5 separate regions of the Homo sapiens genome follow, and regions 1, 2, 3 and 4 are each linked to region 5. Evidence: read pairs that join two places in POLR2A ChIA-PET (ENCODE). Cell type or tissue: OCI-LY7. All regions are shown on one strand.

What was found. ChIA-PET counts read pairs that join two places held together with the same protein. Peaks named below come from ENCODE experiments on the same cell type or tissue, not always from the same donor. Only the 100,000 strongest peaks of a DNase experiment are listed, where the experiment ranks them.
Region 1: POLR2A ChIA-PET joins it to region 5 with 6 read pairs; 2 of 35 experiments call an interaction of 5 or more read pairs at or near these places.
Region 2: POLR2A ChIA-PET joins it to region 5 with 5 read pairs; 6 of 35 experiments call an interaction of 5 or more read pairs at or near these places.
Region 3: POLR2A ChIA-PET joins it to region 5 with 14 read pairs; 3 of 35 experiments call an interaction of 5 or more read pairs at or near these places.
Region 4: POLR2A ChIA-PET joins it to region 5 with 7 read pairs; 1 of 35 experiments calls an interaction of 5 or more read pairs at or near these places.

Annotation. Positions count from the first base shown.
Region 1 is chr15:59,189,303-59,193,302 of GRCh38, forward strand. The region is part of intron 17 of MYO1E (myosin IE); the gene reads right to left. Among named protein-coding and RNA genes, the nearest start is that of LDHAL6B, 16 kb to the right of the region's middle. In OCI-LY7, no CTCF peak of the experiment used is centred here; no DNase peak of the experiment used is centred here.
Region 2 is chr15:59,233,269-59,237,268 of GRCh38, forward strand. It overlaps MYO1E (myosin IE), which reads right to left. Exons shown (of 28, transcript NM_004998.4): 5 at 3,317-3,404. Among named protein-coding and RNA genes, the nearest start is that of LDHAL6B, 28 kb to the left of the region's middle. In OCI-LY7, no CTCF peak of the experiment used is centred here; no DNase peak of the experiment used is centred here.
Region 3 is chr15:59,376,819-59,380,818 of GRCh38, forward strand. No RefSeq gene overlaps it. Among named protein-coding and RNA genes, the nearest start is that of MYO1E, 5.9 kb to the left of the region's middle. RefSeq lists an enhancer at 3,246-3,747. In OCI-LY7, a CTCF peak has its summit at 113; a DNase peak (open chromatin) is centred at 103.
Region 4 is chr15:58,724,761-58,728,760 of GRCh38, forward strand. All of the region lies in intron 1 of ADAM10 (ADAM metallopeptidase domain 10), which reads right to left. Among named protein-coding and RNA genes, the nearest start is that of ADAM10, 23 kb to the right of the region's middle. In OCI-LY7, no CTCF peak of the experiment used is centred here; DNase peaks (open chromatin) are centred at 1,691 and 2,001; H3K4me3 peaks cover 972 bases; H3K27ac peaks cover 2,031 bases.
Region 5 is chr15:59,515,099-59,519,098 of GRCh38, forward strand. It overlaps FAM81A (family with sequence similarity 81 member A), which reads left to right. Exons shown (of 9, transcript NM_152450.3): 8 at 1,547-1,742. Among named protein-coding and RNA genes, the nearest start is that of FAM81A, 79 kb to the left of the region's middle. RefSeq lists an enhancer at 161-230. In OCI-LY7, no CTCF peak of the experiment used is centred here; a DNase peak (open chromatin) is centred at 1,713; H3K4me3 peaks cover 979 bases; H3K27ac peaks cover 1,644 bases.

The DNA.
Region 1 (4,000 bases), 330 kb before region 5:
CCTGCTTTAGCCTCCCAAAGTTCTGGGATTATAGGCATGAGCCACTGTACTCGGCGTGTTTCTTCCTTTCCTTTCCCTTCACTTTCCCTTCCCTTTTCTTTCTTTCTTTCCCTTTCCCTTTCCTTTCTTTCTTTCGAGACAGAGTCTCGCTTTGTCATCCAGGCTGGAGTGGAGTGGCAAACTTTCTTTCCTTTCTTTTTCTTTTCTTTCTTTCTTTCTTGAGTCAGAGTCTCACTTTGTCATCCAGGCTGGAGTGCAGTGGCAAACTTTCTTTCTTTTCTTTCTTTCTTGAGACAGAGTCTTGCTTTGTCATCTAGGCTGGAGTGCAGTGGCAAAATCTCGGCTCTCTGCAAACTCCGCCTTGTGGGTTCAAGAGATTCTCCTGCCTCAGCATCTCGAATAGCTGGAATTACAGGCATGTGCCACCATGCCTGGGTAATTTTTTGTCTTTTTTCGTAGAGACGGGGTTTCGCCATGTTGGCCAGGCTGGTCTCGAACTCCTGGCCTCAGGTGATCCACCACGCCTGGCCCATCCTGGTTTCTTAACAGTAAAAATCTAGCAATGTCTTTTGAAAAAATGGATGTAAAGAACTATTAGGTTAATATTCTCACACATGAGGATTTTCATACCAGAAGATGCCCCATGCCCCACACCTTGGGGATGCTGATTTAGTAGGCCTGCACCTTGGGGAGGCTATTTTAGTACACCTGCTGGGTCTAAGGTGGAGCACGGACATGTGCCTTGTGAAAACCCACCACTTGCTGGAAAACACAGTGCTCTGGATGCCGACAGATCCTGAAAACTTGCTTCAGATCATCCACTCTGGGAAGATAAATTGGGCCTGGGCTGCGTGCTGCGCGAGCTGGCTGAACCAGACACTTGGAAACATGGTATTTGAGGCAAATTAGACATAAAAAGTAAGGTCTCTCTCTTTCGAAGATGGAATGTCAGGATTGTGCTGCAGTAGGGAGGTAACTCCTCACACTCCCTGTTTGGTACATTTGGGGATATCTGTGCTGATAACGGGGCTAATGCGCTCAGCAAAATGGGCCTTTCAGGAGCTGCTGAGCTGAAAAGACAATCAGAAGCATCCTCATTCCGATGTCACGCAGGTTCCCAACAGCTGTCTTCCCAGTAAGGCTCTCACAAAAACCACCATTTCCAATTAAGTCTCATACTTGCGGATGTCTACTGTGGGCCAGTCACACACAGTGCCTATTGCAACATGCTAGGGTCACCAAAAAAGGACAATGCTATGATTCCTGCTGGAGCCCACACAGGCAGCACAGTGGTTAGGAGCCAGGTTCTGGTGCTGCATTCCTGCTGCGCCACTGGCCCTGCCACGATGCAACTTCTCTGTGCCTCTCAGTTTCCTCTTCTGTAAAAACAGGAATGGTGGCATAAATTCTTTATTTCTAGACGAGTACTTTCTATGGAAAGCACTTAGTTCGTAGCACGAGCATGTAAAGCTGTTATTATCGTCATCCATTCCCAGCTACAATATGTAAACCAGGATAGGAGAATAGAGAAGGAAGTGGATTTTTCACAGCACAGGGATTCTCAGGAGCACTGTGATGTGCCTGGGCCTGGAGGGGCGAGTTGAATCCATGAGGTATACAGGACAAGGCAGAGGGCTGTGAAAGCAAAGGTACAAGAATAGGAAAGGCCAGTGGCAGGGTGCTGTGGGACAGGAGGAGGGGGACAGATGAAGCTCGAAGTGGGGGTGCAACCTTGGCTGATGGGAAGGATGTCACAATGGGAGTGGTGTTTAAGAGTCTCCAGTTTGATGGGTCTTACAGAGCCAAGAGCCAGAAATGTTGATTCCTCTAAGATTATTAACTTTCAGAAAGCCTCTGTGTGCAAAGAGTTAAGCCGGGCATAGTGGCTCACGCTTGTAATCCCAGCACTTTGGGAGGCCGAGGCGGGCAAATCATGAGGTCAGGAGTTCGAGACCAGCCTGGCCAACACAGTGAAACCCCGTCTGTACTAAATATCCACCTTTGCCCATATAAGTCAGACAGACAGAGACAGAGAGAGAGAGAGAGAGAGAGAGAGAGAGAGAGAGAAAGAAATGTCATGTCAATTAAAAAGGTAATTAAATTGAAAAATAATTAATTTTCCTTTCTCTCACCCTCCAAATCTAAAACTCGCCACTGGCCTTTTCTCTAGTGAGAAAAATGCATGAAAAATGCATTTAAAGGTTCTGCTCATTTTAAAGTACTTTTCATAAACACTGGCTTCACGCCAAGCTTTCGAGGCAGGGAATGCATCACCCATTAATTCAAGCAGAAACGTTCCTCTCCCATGAATCACATAGGAAGGAATATTCCTCATGTTAAAACATTGTTTCATTCATTATAACTTCCACCATCAGGAAATTTTCTGGTAGAAATGAGTCTAGCAAGTCCTGTAATGTTTAAAATTTGGGGGTCATCAAAGCGACACAAGTTGATTTTTGCATATTCCTGGAGCACTGTCACCTCCTCAGTAGTCGTTGATCAGACAATGCCCAGTTGTTCCCTAGGCTATGCCAACTCCATCTTGCAGAGGGAGTCTTTTTCCAAGACTGTCCCTGGCCGTTTACTCAAATTGATCAGGGCTAGAGAACTCTGCAAGGCAGCAATTCAGAATGCAGGGCAAGCAACCTTGCCAGAAGCCAAACAAAAACGCATTTGCAACAGGAAAAGAAAAACCCTACACCTCATAAACTTGTGGAATGAGTAACCCTCTTTACCAGGAGCTTCAACTGGGTGTGTAATCCCAGCCAGTGAAGCACACTGCCCTTTCACGGACCCTAACACTCCTGACTCATGGATGGAGTGAAACCATTTGTTACACAATAAACCCAAACCAGGATTAAGGGTGGAATCCCAGAAAGCGGTCTTACTGGAATTATAAATCAACGCTCGACCAACTAATACCTTGAACTTCTTAAAACCAGTTTATTTGAATGCATGTCATAAAATTCTTTGCTGCAATTCAAAGGGGAATCATTTAAAAAAAAAAAAAAGAAAAGAGAAAATACCATCCTCATCCTATGAGGATTTACTGAATAAAATGTACCACTCATTTAATTTCTCCATTTTCTGATATTCCAATGAATTATGTTGGATTTTTACAAGGAAGTAGCATCAGGGTTGGTGAACTTCCAAGCAGCTATTGCAAAATTTCTATTTTAGAGGGGCTTTCAGTAGAACTATCTACGTGGGGTAGAGGAGGGTGTGCTAGGGGGCATTGATCAGACAATGCCCAGTTGTTCCCTAGGCTATGCCAACTCCGTCTTGCAGAGGGAGTCTTTTTCCAAGACTGTCAAAATGCATTTGTAGGGCAAGTGAGATGTTTTCATTTAAGAGTATTTGCTGGGAAGAGCAGGTGGATAGAGTTTGAAATGGGGGAAGGTGGGCTAAGGCCCCCTTTGGCAATACCTCTGCTTCCAAGACTCTCATGGTTTATTTCTAAGGTTGACTAAAGATTTGGTTGGAGTAATCATATTGGGATATTGATTTAATATCACTGTTCTGTTGTGTGTGTGTACATGTGGATGTATGTGTGGGTGGGTGTACAAGTGTGGGTATGTGTGAGAGGTGAGTGTAAAAGTGACAGAGACAGAGGCAGACTGACAGCCACTGTCTGGAAGCCTTCATTCTGTCAGACTGAAGGAGATCCTATTCTAGATGGACCCTCTTAAGAGGAAGGAACTGAGGGCTAAGGAGATGAAGAGTCTCGCTCTAACAACTTAGTGATAGGTCAGCACCGGGACACAGTCTAGTTCTTTGCTCTAGATCAGTGATTCTCAAAGTGCAGTGCCTGGGCCATCATCACCAGCACCACCTGCAAGATTTTTAAGATGCACATTCATGGGCCCCACCTGAGACCCACTGCATCAGAAACTCGGGATGGAGCCCAGCAATCTCAGCTTTAACAAGGCCTCCTGGGGATCCTGAGGCAGGCTCAAGTATGGGAACCAATGTAAGAGAGCAAAACAAGATGTTTTCTGTA
Region 2 (4,000 bases), 280 kb before region 5:
CGTCCGTCCATATGTATTCATCAACAATCGGTGATGTTCAACAGAATTTTGTGGCATGTGGCGGGCATATTAGGGAAAAGAGAAAGAGCAAACTGAGGTAAAAGAGTAGCCCATCGGCCGGGCGCGGTGGCTCACGCCTGTAATCCCAGCACTTTGGGAAGCCAAGGCGGGCGGATCATGAGGTCAACAGATCAAGACCATCCTGGCCAGCATGGTGAAACCCCATCTCTACTAAAAATACAAAAATTAGCTGGGCATAGTGGTGCACGCCTGTAGTCCCAGCTACTCGGGAGGCTGAGGCAGGAGAATCGCTTGAACCCAGAAGACAGAGGTTGCAGTGAGCTGAGATCGCACCACTGCACTCCAGCCTGGCGACAGAGCGAGACTCCGTCTAAAAAAAAAAAAAAAAAAAAAAAAGGCAGCAAAACAGCATCCTGGATTCTTGTCTCCATGTCAACCCTCTCAGGATCCAGTACAATCACAGGAATAGAGAAAAGCAAGTGGACTGAACCACATGAACCTAGGTTCTATAGCTGCCCTTACTGTCCAATAGGGAAGCCATAAGCTACCCCAACTGAGGTGTAACTGTAGAATACACACTGTATTTCAAAGACTTAGTACCAAAAAAAAAAAATCTCATTAATTTTGTTATATTAATTATATAATAAAATCTTTTTTTACATATTGGGTTAAATAATACTGTTTTAAAAAGTAATTTCCTTTTTCTCTTTTTACTTCTTTTAACATGGCTACTAGAAAATTTAGAATTACACATATGGCTTGCTTCATCTTTCTACTGCACAGAGCTGCTCTCCATCTTCCTTTCATTCAGAGAAAGAGGCCACTTTAAGGACCCTTCACTCTGCAACCTTAGTTTGCTCTTTCTCTTTTCCCTGATATGCTCACCACATGCCACAAAATTCTGTTGGACATCACTGATCACTGATGGATGGATGGATGGATGGATGGATGGATGGGTGCATGGATGGATGGGTGCATGGATGGATGGATGCACGGATGGATGGATGGATGGATCCATAAATATTCTCAGTTTTAAAGTCTGTAATTAAAGAAGGGAAGAGATAGAGAAGATTCTGTCCTTTGTTCTCTCCCTGACAGAAGCTGTCGTTAAATGGTATAGGCACGTCTGGCCCGCAAACAAAAGATAGAAAGAGTTGATCCACAAACTCAAAGGAGGAATGTTTGGCTCTACCTTAAGCTTTCTGATCTACCAGTACATGATAGAACACTATTTAATTAATAGAAAGGGGCCAGACATGGTGGCTCATGCCTGTAATCCCAGCTCTTTGGGAGGCCCAGGTGGGTGGATCGCTTCAGCTCAGGAGTTTGAGACCAGCCTGGGCAATGTGGTGAAACCCTGTCCCTACCAAAAACAAACAAAAATTAGCCAGGCATGGTGGCACACACCTGTGGTCCCAGCTACTTGGGAGGTTGAGGTGGAAGGGAATGCATAAGCCCAGGAGCAGGAGGCTACAGTGAGCTGAGATCATGCCACTGCACTTCAGCCTGGGTGACAGAGTGAGACCCCATCTCAAAAAAAAAAAAAAAAAAAAGGGAACCACAATAAAGAGAATTTTATGTGTCTTTTGAAAGTCTACAGCTGACCATGGCAATAACATTACATAATTCTGATTTAAAAAACTAATCTTTGGAAGGAATTCTGTCACCAGCGGTGCATACTGGTGATGAGCGCCAAGCTTGGGCTGCCCCTTATGGACCTTAGCTCGCCATCACCCTCATCCATGGCTCTGGGGAGCAGGCTTTACTCATTCCTGCCAATGCTGATTTTAATTTTCACCTCTTGAGTATCCTCATTCTCTGGATCTTTTCTCTTTCCCAACACTCCTTTACACTCTTTAATCTCTCTTTTTTCCTTCTCTTAAATCCTTTCTCTGTCTACGTCCTTTAAAATTTTTATAAGTTTCTTGAATTGGCAAGTGGTTCACATAGCTCAAACCATGCAAGTTTCTAAAGGGTATACAGGAAGGGTAGGCCCTTCTCCCAACCTCCCAGCTCCCCTCCCTCAAGACAACCATTGTTGACAGTTTCTTGTGTATACTTCGAGGGATATGTGATAACATACCCAAACAAATACAAATGTGCACTCTCTTTTGATCCCTCAAATGGCAGCATATATTACAAACAATGTTCTGAACCTTGTCTTTTGTAATTAATGATACATCTTGGAGACCATTCTCTATCAGTACAATCGGTACATGAAGCCTCATTTTTATTGCTGTATAATATTCTATTATATAAAGAACCACAAATTATTTCACCAGTTGCCTAGTGATGAACACTTAAGTTGTTTCCAGTCTTTTGCATTACCAAAATTGACAGAAATAACTTTATACATGTATTATTTTGTATACATTTCAGCATATCTAAAGAATAAATTCTTTTCAGCAGAACTGCTGAGTCGAATGGCATACATGTGTAAGTTTAACAGATTTTGCTGAAATGTTCTTCATTAAAATGTACTAGTTCATCTCCTACCAGCAATGTATGAGAACAACTGTGTCCCTACTTCCTACCAATCAAGCGTTTAAAACATGGTAAGATTCTGGCCAATCTGATAGGCAAAAAATAGTTTTCTAATGCAGTTTTAATTTGCATTTTTCTTCTTATCATGATGGTGAACATACTTTCATGTTTTGTGAGTAATTTATATTTCCTTTTCTATGAGTTGTCTTTCATGTCCTTTGTTTATTTTCCTTTTGGGCTGCTGATCTTTTTATTGATTTGTAGGAGTTCATTATATATTAGGCACATCTACCTTAAAATATGCTATTCCTTAATCCCAGCACTTTGGGAGGCCGAGGAGGGCAGATCACCTGAGGTCAGGAGTTCGAGACCAGACTGGCCAACATAGTGAAACCCCCGTCTCTACTAAAAATACAAAAATTAGCTGGGCATGGTGGGGCACACCTGTAATCCCAGCTACTCAGGAGGCTGAGGCAGGAGAATCTCTTGAACCCGGGAGGCAGAGGTTGTGGTGAGCCGAGATCGCGCCACTGCACTACTCCAGCCTGGGCAACAGAGCAAGACTCTGTCTCAAAAAAGAAAAAAAAAAAATATATACACACACACACACACACACACACACACACACACACACACACACACACACAAACACACATACATATGCTATTCCTTTCCATTCCAGATTTCAAGTTTCACAGTTATAGAAGAACCAGTGTCTTTTCTGTGGAAGAAAAATTCTTTTCTAACAGCAAATGGAGCCTCTTACATTTCCCATAACATAAGGTATCATAATGGGCCACTGCCCACTCACCTGGACTTTGGTCCCTCCTCCAGACACTCTGGAGATGTAGCTCATGATATATTTGGCAGCCACTGTTTTTCCAGCACCACTTTCACCACTAAAGAAAGACAGACAAAGAATCCACCTGAGAAGTGGATTGCGACCAGCTCCCTTCCTTGTCTCCCCCATCACACAAAACAAACAAACAAACAAAAAAACAAAAAAAACAGGCAGAAAAGAATTTTTTTTTTTAAGTACAATACCAGTAGAGAAAGGCAAGTTACAGCAGGATTAGGTCGCCCATGTGACCCGTGTGAGCCGGATTAACATGGTGTGGATAATTACCACTGTGCACACCACTGACCATTAAGCATTTTACATGCCCAATAATGGGGGATATGATTAGGAAAATTATGGAGTATCACAAGGGTGGAATTCTACATAAATTACAACTGACATGAAGACTGTAAACACAGGAAACAAGCAAATGAAATCATGTTAAGTGAAATAAGTCATTCAAGTTATATACAAAACATGATTACAATTTTTTTTTCTTAAAAAAAAGACTGGAACTACCACAAAATATTAACAAAGGCTTTGGTCAAGCCAGAGACTAGAGAAACTTGTTTTAATTCATTAGTTTTCAAACATTTTATAATGCATATGCTATTTTTGTAATTTAAAAAAAGAAAAGAAAAAGTGGGCACTCTGAGG
Region 3 (4,000 bases), 140 kb before region 5:
ACTTCAGCCACTGAGCCCAGCCAGATATTTATTCTTATTCAAGACCATAGTAGCAGTGAAGTGGAAGCAACTTTTAAAATTGTAAAACTCATTCTAGACACATGATGGAGCTAGTCAGATAAGGCTTTGTAAATACCTTGGCATGATTAATTGCATTTTTTCTGGGGCTGAATGAAAAGGAACAAATAAAAAAATCAAAATGAATACAAAGTAAAATTTTCTGTATAAATCTATCAGTGAACTAAATCATTGTTTATGCATTTTGGAAAGCAGCAAGAAAATAATATCGAGCAATAAAACTAGTTTCCCTGTCAATACCATAAAAAATCATTCAGAATGCACTCACAACACTAAAGTTAATTAATGTGGGGCTGGTGCGGTGGCTCACGCCTGTAATCCCACCACTTTGGGAGGCTGAGGCAGGTAGATCACCTGAAGTCAGGAGTTGGAGAGCAGCCTGGCCAAACATGGTGAAACCCTGTCTCTACTAAAAATACAAAAAAAAATTAGCTGGCTGTGGTGGCAGGCACCTGTAATCCCAGCTACTCGATAGGCTGAGGCAGGAGAATCTCTTGAACCCCGGAGGCGGAGATTGCAGTGAGCCGAGATCAGGCCAGTGCGGGCCAGCCTGGGCAAAAAGAGTGAGATTCCGTCTCAAAAAAAAAAAAAAAGAAAAGAAAAGAAAATTTGGCTGGGCACAGTGGCTCACACCTGTAATCCCAGGACTTTGGGAGGCCAAGGCAGGTGGATCACCCGAGGTCAGGAGTTTGAGACCAGCCTGACCAATATGGTGAAACCCCGTCTCTACTAAAAATACAAAAGTTAGCCAGGCATGGTGTCCTGCACCTGTAGTCCCAACTGTAGTAGAGGCTGAGACAGGAGAATTGTTTGAACCCGGGAGGCGGAGGTTGCAGTGAGCCAAGATCCTGCCACCGCACTCCAGCCTGGGTGGCAGAGCGAGACTCCATCTCCAAAAAAAAAAGAAAATTTGTCAATGGGAAAATTAGAAACCTTTAACAAGACACTAATGAAAGAGAGACTTGTATCATATCAGTGTGAAATGTCCTCTACAATCACTATTTTTATCATAACATACATCATGTATTAGGTTCACTAGCTATTAGCTACTGAGCTAAGTGCTTAATGTGCAATATCTTATGTAATCTTCCATACGACCCTGTTAGCTCCATTTGCAGTTAAGAAACTAAGTTGAGAAGACTTAAAGTAATTTGACCAAGCTATTACTCAGCTATCCTGCATCAAATACATACATTTGTCTGGCTCTGAAGCCTACACTATTACCCTTTAAGCAGTGATTGCGTAATAGAAATGTCCATCAGAAGAAATTGTCCCTAATGCAGGCCCAAAATGAATAGGAACACACTTATTAAAACCCCGTGAGCCTTTCCAAACCAGAGCTCCCAGAAAAATTGTTGCTTTTTAATGGAATATAAAAATTACATTTACACAGTAAGTTTAACTCTAAACACTTTTTCCCCCAGTATGTTGATATTGGTTTATAAAAAGGATGTTGAAGAGAATTTCACCAGTTGTATAATGTAACATGATGCTACTTCTGATTAAGATAAATTAAGGCCAGGCACGGTGGCTCACACCTGTAATCTCAGCACTTTGGGAGGTCGAGGCAGGTGGATCACCTGAGGTCAGGAATTCGAGACCAGCCTGGCCAGCATGGTGAAACCCCATCTCTACCAAAAATACAAAAAAGTAACCGGGCGTGGTGGCAGGTGCCTGTAATCCCAGCTACTCAGGAGGCTGGGGCAGAAGACTCACTTGAACCCAGGAGGCAGAGGTTGCAGTGAACCGAGACAGTGCCATTGCACTCCAGCCTGGGTGACGGAGGGAGACTCTGTCTCAAAAAAAAATAAAATAAAATAAAATTATTTTGCCTTAAGAATTATTTTACTGAAGTAAAGGAATAGAAATGATTTAAATATATGCTTAAATTAGCAGCTTATTAAAAGCATGTTTGTGTAGATTTATTATTATATTTTCTCTGATTTAAATCAATATTTTCTTTTCTTCCAGTTTCAATTTGATTTTTACATTCAGAAGATAAACCTTGATCTTTCTCCAAATCTAAAAAATTTGGAGTTGAAACAATGATTAATACTAGTTATGGTGGTCCATGATCTAGCAAGGAATGAGGAAGTCCATGGAAATGAGCTTTGCAGATAACTAAATCTCTTGTCCATACCTTGATGTTCTTTATTTTCCCCACTCACTGTCAATGTTTACTTTCCTGTTGGATCCTGTGTATTCTTATAAGTCATCTGAGCTCTTTGCTACAACAAGGCAAGGCATGGATCAATAAATATGTGCATTTCAAAAAGTAAAAAATAACAAATCTCTGCATGAACCTTGCCTTTTTTCCTTTTTTCTTTCTTTTCTTTCTTTTTTTTTTTTTGTTTTTGTTTTTTTGTTTGTTTGTTTGACAGCACCACACTGTGTCTCCCAGGCTGGAGTGCAGAGGCACAAACAGGTATCACTGTGCCAGGCTCAAGGGATCCTCCCGTCTCAGCCTCCCAAGTAGCTGGGACCATAGGTACACACTACCTATAGCTCGGCTAATTTTTTTATTTTTTGTAGAGACAGAGTCTCACCATGTTACCCAGGCTGGTCTCGAACTCCGGGCTAAAGCAGTCCTCCAGCCTCAGCCTCCCAAAGTGCTGGGATTAAAGGCATAAACCACTACACCCAGCCAAATCTTGTCATTTTTAGATACCAAGACTTTTTTTTTTAACTTTAAGAAAAGTTTTTTCTGAATGAAACTACACATTTCATGGACTTCTGAAAATACATTGAATGTCAGGCAGCTTTTGCTTTAAGACTCAAGGTCATTACCATAAATATTGATTATTGCACAGGATTGCACGAACCAAGGTCCTGGGGGACTGTCAGATGAAATGACTGTTTGCCACTATCTTTCATGGTCTTGGACTGCTGTACTTATATGGTTCTCCTGTGTTTTTTTTTTTGGTGTGTGTGTGTTTATATCCTCCACTGGCAGAGACTTATTTATTTATTCATTTATTTATTTATTCATTCATTCATTCATTTATTTTGAGATGACATCTTGCTTTGTTGCCCAGACTGGAGTATGATGGCATGATGACAGCTCACTGCTGCCTTAAACTCCCGGCCTCAAGCTGTCCTCCTGCCTCAGCCTCCCAAATTGCTGGAATTACAGGTGAGTGACCACATCTGGCCAAGAGAGACTTTTTTCTGCCGTTATGTGTTGCTCCAATTTAGTCTCTTTTACTAACAAGGATCAGAAGAGCACATGGGTTACTTTAAAGAAAATAATGTTGTTTTTTTTTTTGAGGCGGAGTCTCACTCGGTTGCCCAAACTGGAGTGCAGTGTTGTGATGTCGGTTCACTACAACCTCCGCCTCCCAGGTTCAAGCGATTCTCCTGCCTCAGCCTCCCAAGTAGCTGGGATTACAGGTGCACGTCACCACACCTGGCTAATTTTTGTATTTTTAGTAGAGACAGGGTTTCATCATGTTGGCCAGGCTGGTCTCTAACTCCTGATCTCCAGTGATCCAGCCGCTGCACCCTCACAAAGTGCTGGGATTATAGGCGTGAGCTACCATGCCTGGCCTTTGCTTTATTTTTTTGCTTTTGTTTTTGTTTTTGTTTGAGATAGAGTCTCACTCTGTCACCCAAGCTGGAGTGCACTGGCACGACCTTGGCTCACTGCAACCTCTGCCTCCCAGGTTCAAACGATTCTCATGCCTCAGCCTCCCGAGTAGCTGGGACCATAGGCACGTGCCACCACACCTATCTAATTTTTGAATTTTTAGTAGAGATGGGGTTTTGCCATGTTGGCCAGGCTGGTCTCGAACTCCTGGCCTCAAGTGATCCAAGTGCCTCAGCCTCCCAAAGTGCTGGGATTATAGGCGTGAGCCACTTCACTAGGCCAGAAAGAAATTTTTTTTTAAAGTATACATGCCCAGGAGCCCAGGAAAAACAAGAC
Region 4 (4,000 bases), 790 kb before region 5:
GGAAGCAAAACAATCCTCAAAGCTCACACAGGGCTGGAAAATGTTCATATTTCTACCATCTAGAGAAGAAAGACCTTGTAATGTATGGAGCATTGCTACAGTCCTCAGAAAAATAACACCTTACTAGTGGAGTGAAATTAGCCACAGAGCCTGGGCACGGTGGTTCATACCTATAATCCCAACACTTTGGGAGGCCAAGGCGGGTGGATTGCTTGAGCCCAGGAGTTCAAGACGAGCCTGGGCAACATGACCAAACCCTGTCTCTACTAAATATAAAAACTAGCTGGGCACAGTGGCACATGCCTACAGTCCCAGCTACTCGAGAGGCTGAGGTAGGAGGATTGCTTGAAGCCCAGGAAGTCAAAGCTGCAGTAAGCTATGATCGTGCCACCACACTCCAGCCTGGGCAACAGAGCAAGACCCTGTCTCAAACAAAATAAATAAATAAATAAATCGTATTTATTATATGAATATAAAAAATAAAAGAAAATTAGGCATGGTAGTGCATGCCTGCAGTCCCAGCACTTTGGGAGGCTAAGGCAGGAGGACTGTTCAAGGCCAAGAAGTTCAAGATCAGCTGGGCAATATAGCAAGACCTTGTCTCTACCAAAAAAAAAAAAAAAAAGTAAAAATTAGCCAGGAATACTTTTTATTGCACACCTGTAATCCCAGCTATTCAGGAGGCTGAGGCAGGAGGTTCGCTTGAGCCCAGGAGTCCAAGGTTGCAGTGAGCTATGATCACAACAGCCTCAGCAACAAAGTGAGACCCTGTCTCAAAAATAAAAATTAAAATTAAAAATATAAATAAATAAACAAAAACCACATAAAGGCATGTCATAAGCTAATGACTAAAAACTAGGGAGAAAAAAAAATTCTTAAAATCATCTGTGGGTAGGGAAGCACTAAAGGAGCCAGAAAAAAAAGACACATTTTATAAACAGAGGAACAAAGATAAAACTGACAGCACACTCTATGTTAAGTCAGAAGAAAATGCAGCCACATATTTAAAGTACTACAAGAAAAAAAGAACTCTATCAACCTAAGATTCTATAGCCAGTGAAAATAACTTTCACAAATGAAGGTGAGAAGAGGAGGTGAAACGAAGCCCTTCTGGGCTTCAAAGCTTACAATGCATCACTAGTAGCCTCCATTAATAGAAATGATAAAGTTTTTCAGATAGAAGGAATAATACCAGATGGAAACCTACACTGATGCAAATAATAAAAGTGACAGAAATAATGAATATATAAGAAAATAAAAAGGATTTATTTTCTCATTTTTAATCTCTTTCAAAGTTAAGCGAATACATTTTTTAAACACACAATCTACTGTGGAATTTATGACACACAGAATTAAAATGTGTAACAATAACAGCACAACAGAAAACAGAGGAGAAACACAGTGTACATATACTCCATATGAAGTGAAGTAATATTATTTGAAAGTATACAGTGATAAGTTATAGATATTGTACACTGAACAACCTCTAAAAAATACAACAGGTATATCATCATAAAGCCAATAGCAGAGATAAAATTGAATCATTTTTAAAAGTTTATATTGAGAGGCCAAGGCGGGTGGATCACTTGAAGCGAGGAGTTCGAGACCAGCCTGGCCAACATGGTGAAACCCCATCTCTACTAAAAATACAAAAATTAATGGGGCATGGTGGCAGGTGCATGTAATCCCAGCTACTCAGGAGGCTAAGGCATGAGAATCGCTTAAACGCAGGAGGCAGAGGTTGCAGTGAGCCGAGATCGCGCCACTACACTCCAGCCTGGGCGACAGAGCGAGACCTCAGTCTCCCAAAAAAAAAAAAAAAAAAAAAAAAAGTATATTACTCCCGAAAAATGCAAGAAAAGAGGGGGACAAGAACTATGAACAGATGGAAAACAAATAGAAAGATGACAGTTTAAAACTCAGCCATATGAATAATTACATTAAAAGTAAATGATCCAGCTGAGTACATTAGTGTGCACCTGTGGTCCCAGCTACTCAGGAGAGTGAGGTGGGAGGACTGCTTGAGCCCAAGTTTGGGGCTGCAATGCACTATGATCACATTTGTGAACGGCCACTGCATTCCAACCTGGACAACAGAGAGAGATCTCCATCTCCGAAGGGGAGGGGAGAGGAGGGGAGGGGAGGGGAGGGGAGAGGGAAAAGGAGAAGACGAAGGGGAAGGGGAAGAGCAAGCAGAAGGGAAAGTAAATGATCTAACATAACAATTAAAAGGCAAAAGCTGTCATTTCGCTTTTTGATTTTTAAGAGACAGGGTCTCACTCATTGCCCAGGCTGGAGTGTGGTGACGTGATCATAGCTCATTGTACCCTCAACCTCCTAGCTTCAAGCAACCCAGTCACCTTAGCCTTCTGAGTAACTGGAAACTGGTGCACCACCATGCCATGCCTGACTAATCTTTTTTTTTTTTTTTTTTTTTTTTTTTTTCCCAAAAACAGCGTTTCGCTCGTTGCCCAGGCCGTAGCGCAACGGCGCAATCTCGGCTCACTGCAACCTCTGCCTCCCAGGTTCAAGTGATTCTCCTGCCTAAGCCTCCCCAGTAGCTGGGATTACAGGCATGCACCACCACACCCAGCTAATTTTTGTATTTTTAGCAGAGACAGGGTTTTGCCATGTTGGCCAGGTTGGTCTCAGACCCCTGACCTCAAGTGATCTAACCACCTCGGCCTCCCAAAGTGCTGGGATTACAGGTGTGAGCCACCGCGCCCAGCCTGGCTAATCTTTCTTATTTTTTGTAGAAATGGGGACTCGCTATGTTGTCTAGGCTGGTCTCAAACACCTGGTATTAAGTAATCCTACTGGCTTGGCCTCCCGAAGTTCTGGGATTACAGGCATGAGATGACACGCCAGCCTTGTTATTTTTTAAAAAAGGAAAATGTAAATATATGCTAACAGACACAAAAATAAAGATGAGTTAAAGTAAAAAGGACGGGAAAATATATAACATCCAAACCCTAATCCAAAGAAAGCTGGAGTGGCTACAGTAATAGCTGAAAAAACAAACTTCAAAACAAAACAAAAAAAATTATGAGGGATAAAGAGGGACATTTCCTAATTCAAGAAGAAAACACAACAAGCCTAAGTATTTATGTACATAAAAAAAGCTTCAAAGTATGTGAAGAAAAAGTTGATAGAACAGAAAAAAGCAGACTCTGTAACTAGAGTTGGAAATCATACCACTCCTTTCTGAACAAGCAGACAAAAAAATCAGTAAGATTATTAAAAACTTAAACACAAAGAACTTGACTAGATAGATAGAATATATTTCTTTTTAAGGGCACATGGAACAGTCACAAAGATAGACCTTAATCCTAGGCCACAAAGCACGTTTCCACAAATTTTAAAAGACTAAAATCTAAGAGTATGTTTTCTGACTACAGGAGAATTAAGCCAATAACAGATATGCAGAAAATCCCCAAATATTAGGAATTTACATTTCTAAGTAGTTCATGGGTCAAAGAAGAAATCAAATGGAAATTAGAAAGTATTTTGAGTTGACTGCAAATAGCCCAGGGAGCTTTTTGGATTGATATAAATGTTCTATGATTATGGAGGTAGTTATACAAGTAAATATACTTCTCAAAATTTATGAATTCGTACACTTAAAAAATTGTTGAATTTTATTGTATGTAAACTATACCTCAATAAAGCTGACTAGATTTTTTTTTAAATAAAAATATTGAGGCCAGGTGTGGTGGCTCACACCTATAAGCCCAGCATTTTGGGAGGCCAAAGAAGACAGCTTAAGGTGAGGCATTCGAGACCAGCCTGGGCAACATAGCGAGATTCCATCTCTATTTTTTAAAAAAAAAGAAAAGAAAAAAGAAAAATGTTGCAGCAAAGTGGTAGGTATATGGGTTTCTGGCCTTCCTACTTTTTCCCTAAGATATAAAATTTATAAAGTTACAAAAGTTATAAAATTTCCCTAAGTTACAAAATTTTTTAAAATCCAGGATCAAAAACAAAGACAAATCAAAAAGAG
Region 5 (4,000 bases):
GCTGAGCATGGTGACACACGCTTGTAGTCCCAGCTACTCAGGAGGCTGAGCCTGAATCCACCTTGAGCCCAGGAAGGTCAAAACTGCAGTGAGGTATGACTGCACGCTGCACTCCAGCCTGGGCGACAGAGTGAGACTCTATCTCAAAAAAAGAAAAAAAAGTCTTGCATATGTAGTATTCAAAATTGTTATGCTCCCAAACCAGTACCTGGCAAGCAAAGTTTCATTGGTTTTCATTGTTTAGCATGACATCTCTGTCTCCCTTCCCTTTTCTTGTACTGTTTCCTCTTGTTGGATATTGATGATTGAGCTGAAATGACTGGTGCAGTACATCTCTGACTCTGCTCTCTCCAGATGTGGAGCTGTTGAATTGCAGACTCTGCATTGAGCACCATCAAGAGAGGAGTATCATGCCATAACCCACTTACAGCTTGGAGTTTGCAGTCTTGGCCTCCAAGCTCACTGGCAGACACAGATTCCCATAAAAACCAAGCATGTGGAAAGGCAAAAGGAAAGGAAAGACTTAATTTTCATATATGATTTTATATATATTTAAAATATTAAATATGTTCTTTTAAGTATTTCCCCATATTTCCATCACATCTACTAATTGGCTTACTTGGATTTATACTAATACATTTGTACTAATAATTCTTGGTCTTTGGATCACTGTTTATATATGGATTGGTTTAATAGCTAACAGTAAACCCCAGGATAATAGTGGCTTTCATGAAATAGAAACTTATTTTTTATTTCGCATAATGGAAGTCTGGGTATAGGTAATGCAGGACTGGTATGATAGCTTCTCAGTCCTCAGTGACCCAGGATCCTTCCAGTTTAACTTTTTGCCAACCCTAGAGTGATCCATATCTTCATAATTCAATATAGCTGCTAGAGCTCCAGCCATTCTGGCTGAATTCCAGAAAGGGAAGGACGAAGGAAGAAGTAAGGAGATACATCAGCTGTCTTTTAACTTTTCCTGGAAGCTGCCATATACACTTGTACTTACATCTCATTGAATGTAGTGGTTTTTTTTTTTTTTTTTTGAGACAGAGTCTCACTCTGTTACCCAGGCTGGAGTGGAATGGCGAGATCTTGGCTCACTGCAACCTCGCCTCCCCTGTTCAAGTGATTCTCCTGCCTCAGCCTCCTATGTAGCTGGGATTACAGGCACCCACCACCATCCATCCCTGGCTAATTTTTGTATTTTTAATAAAGACAGGGTTTCACCATGTTGGCCAGGCTTGTCTCGAACTCCTGACCTCAAGTGATCTGCCTGCCTCGGCCTCCCAAAGTGCTGGAATTACAGGCGTGAGCCACCGCACCCAGCCTGAAAATGTAGTCTTTGTTTTGAATGACCTTGTACCCAGCCGAAAATCATGGATCTGTTAAGGAAGAAAGGGAGAACGGATATTATGGTGGGCAACAAGCAGCTGTTGCAAATCTGTTTCTTGCAGATTGTTGTTAAACGATATTATGGCTGATGTGAATGCAATGCAGATTTCTTTTTGGAGTGATTAAGTGCAGTTCTTATCATGGATCTCAGGGAGCCAGTGAAAGGGATATGGAGAAGAAGCTCAGCCAGATGTCAGCCAGGCTTGACAAAATAGAAGAGGGTCAAAAGAAGACTTTTGATGGTCAGAGAACAAGGCAAGAAGAGGAGAAGATGCACGGGCGAATCACCAAGCTGGAGTTACAGATGAACCAGAACATCAAGGAAATGAAAGCAGAAGTTAATGCTGGTAGGCCAAAACCAGAACAGCTCACGTGCTTTATTTTCTGTTTGTTCTAAAACCTATTAATTAGTATCCCCTGCAACTACCTATGAACCTGGCTAATGGTAATAACCGTGAAATATCCTTAGTTGATTTTCTGAGTAGCTGTGCTGTATTTTCTAAGTAGCTACAATGCTGTTTGAATTTCAGCTATATAAAGAGCCACCGTGAGAGACAGGCAAACAGAACTGAAATTGCTTAGCCTGCAACTGAGGTACATTTTCTTCAGCACCATCGGCCAATTCTTTTCTGTTCATAGCCAAGGTTAACATGTCTCAGAAGGAAGCACATATCTTTGAGGGGGTTTTGAGGGCTTATTTTATAGTGCTAGCAGTACAGTACCACCCTGGCAAAGAATGATTTTCCTCTACTGGCAGGTCAGCAGGGCGCATTAATTCACACTTGCTTAGAGGAGAACATTAGCACTGATTTCAAGTTCTGAGTGCTGTCATATATGGGAGGGATTAGATTTACGCTCTGAACTCAGGAATACAGAACTGTGACCACTAAGTGGAAGGTACCCGAAGACAGATTTTAACTCAATATGAGGCAGAAGTACCTTGAAGTTAATGAGTCCTAAAAGACTGATGGCTTTCGGAGCTTGAGAGCTCTTTGTTACAGAAAATATTCAAGTAGAGGCTGGTTGATTGTGGTCAGGAAGAAGACGTTCCTGTAGTGTGAGAAGTGGAACTAAATTCTCTCCTAGCTTCTTCCAGTTGTATGATTCCATGAATTTTCTTCTATGAAATTGTTCTGTTTTGGCCACATGGAAATAAAAGTGCTAGTTATCCCTAGAATAATTTTGTTATTACCACCAAATGTTTATTATTTTATTTATAGGAGCTACAATTAAATATATGAATTGGAGAACTTGTAAAGATAAAAATGAATTTTCTTTCTTAGTCTTTGGACTATTAAAATATGGTATTTGAATATTTCATCAATGTTTAACCTCGCATCATTCCCTGAAGGAATGTATTGTTATTTAACATACCATTGAGGATGTTAATATTTAGCACCTAATATGAAAAGCATCTGAGCCTTTTAAAAAATAAAGCCATTTTCTTTATTACAAAGACAATATATTTCTTCTTTCTTCCTTTTTTTTTTTTGTTTTGGAGACAGAATCTTGCTCTGTTGCCAGCCTGGAGTGCAGTGGCGTGATCTTGGCTCACTGCAACCTCTGCCTTCAGGGTACAAGCGATTCTCCTGCCTCAGCCTCCTGAGTAGCTGGGATTACAGGCGCCTGACATCACGGCCGGCTAATTTTTTTTTTTTTTTTTTAATAGAAACAAGGTTTCACCATGTTGGCCAGGCTAGTCTTGAACCCCCAACCTCAAATGATCCTCCCGCCTCGGCCTGCTGAAGTGCTGGGATTACAGGCAAGAGCCACCAGGCCTAGCCTCATGATGCCTTTTTACCCCTTTATTATTTCCATTTTTTTGGAAATTAAAAAAAATGACAGAATGAGACAGAGGCTCACTCTGTTGCCTAGGCCGGGGTGAAGTGGTGTGATCGTAGCTCACTACAGCCTCCTGGGCTCAGGTGAGCCCCCTGCCTCGACCTCCTGAGCAGCTAGGACTATGGGCATGTGCCACCATGCCCAGCTCATTTTTTTATTTAAAAAATTTTTTTAGAGATGGGTCCTCAGTATGTTGCCCAGACTGGTCTGGAACTCCTGGCCTCAAGCAGTCCTCTTGCCTTGACCTGCCAAAGCTCTGGAATTACAGGTGTGAGCCGCTGCCTGGTTGCCCTTTTATTATTTCAGTGTATATATCCTAAGAACAAGGATATTCTCTTATAAATAACTTTAATACAATGTATCATCAATGAAATATTTTTTAATATTCAATTTTCAACGTGCCATTATTTCCTTTATAGCAACCCTTTTCCAGTCTAGTGTCTTTTTTTTTCTAATTACATGTTTTTTAAATAAAAAAAATTGTTGTGTATATTTAAGGTATACAACAAGATGTTTATATTTTGATATATATATACATAGTGAAATAGTTACTGTATTCAAGCAGGTTAACATATGTATCATCTCACAGGTATTTGTGTGTGTGTGTCTGTGTGTGTGTGTGTGTGTGTGTGTGTGTGTGTGGCAAGAACACCTGAAAATGTACTCTTTTAGCAAAAATCCCAAATACAATACAATATTATTGACTGCAGTCCTCATGCTATACATTAGACATCTGGTCTTGTTCATTCTCCATATCAGCAAT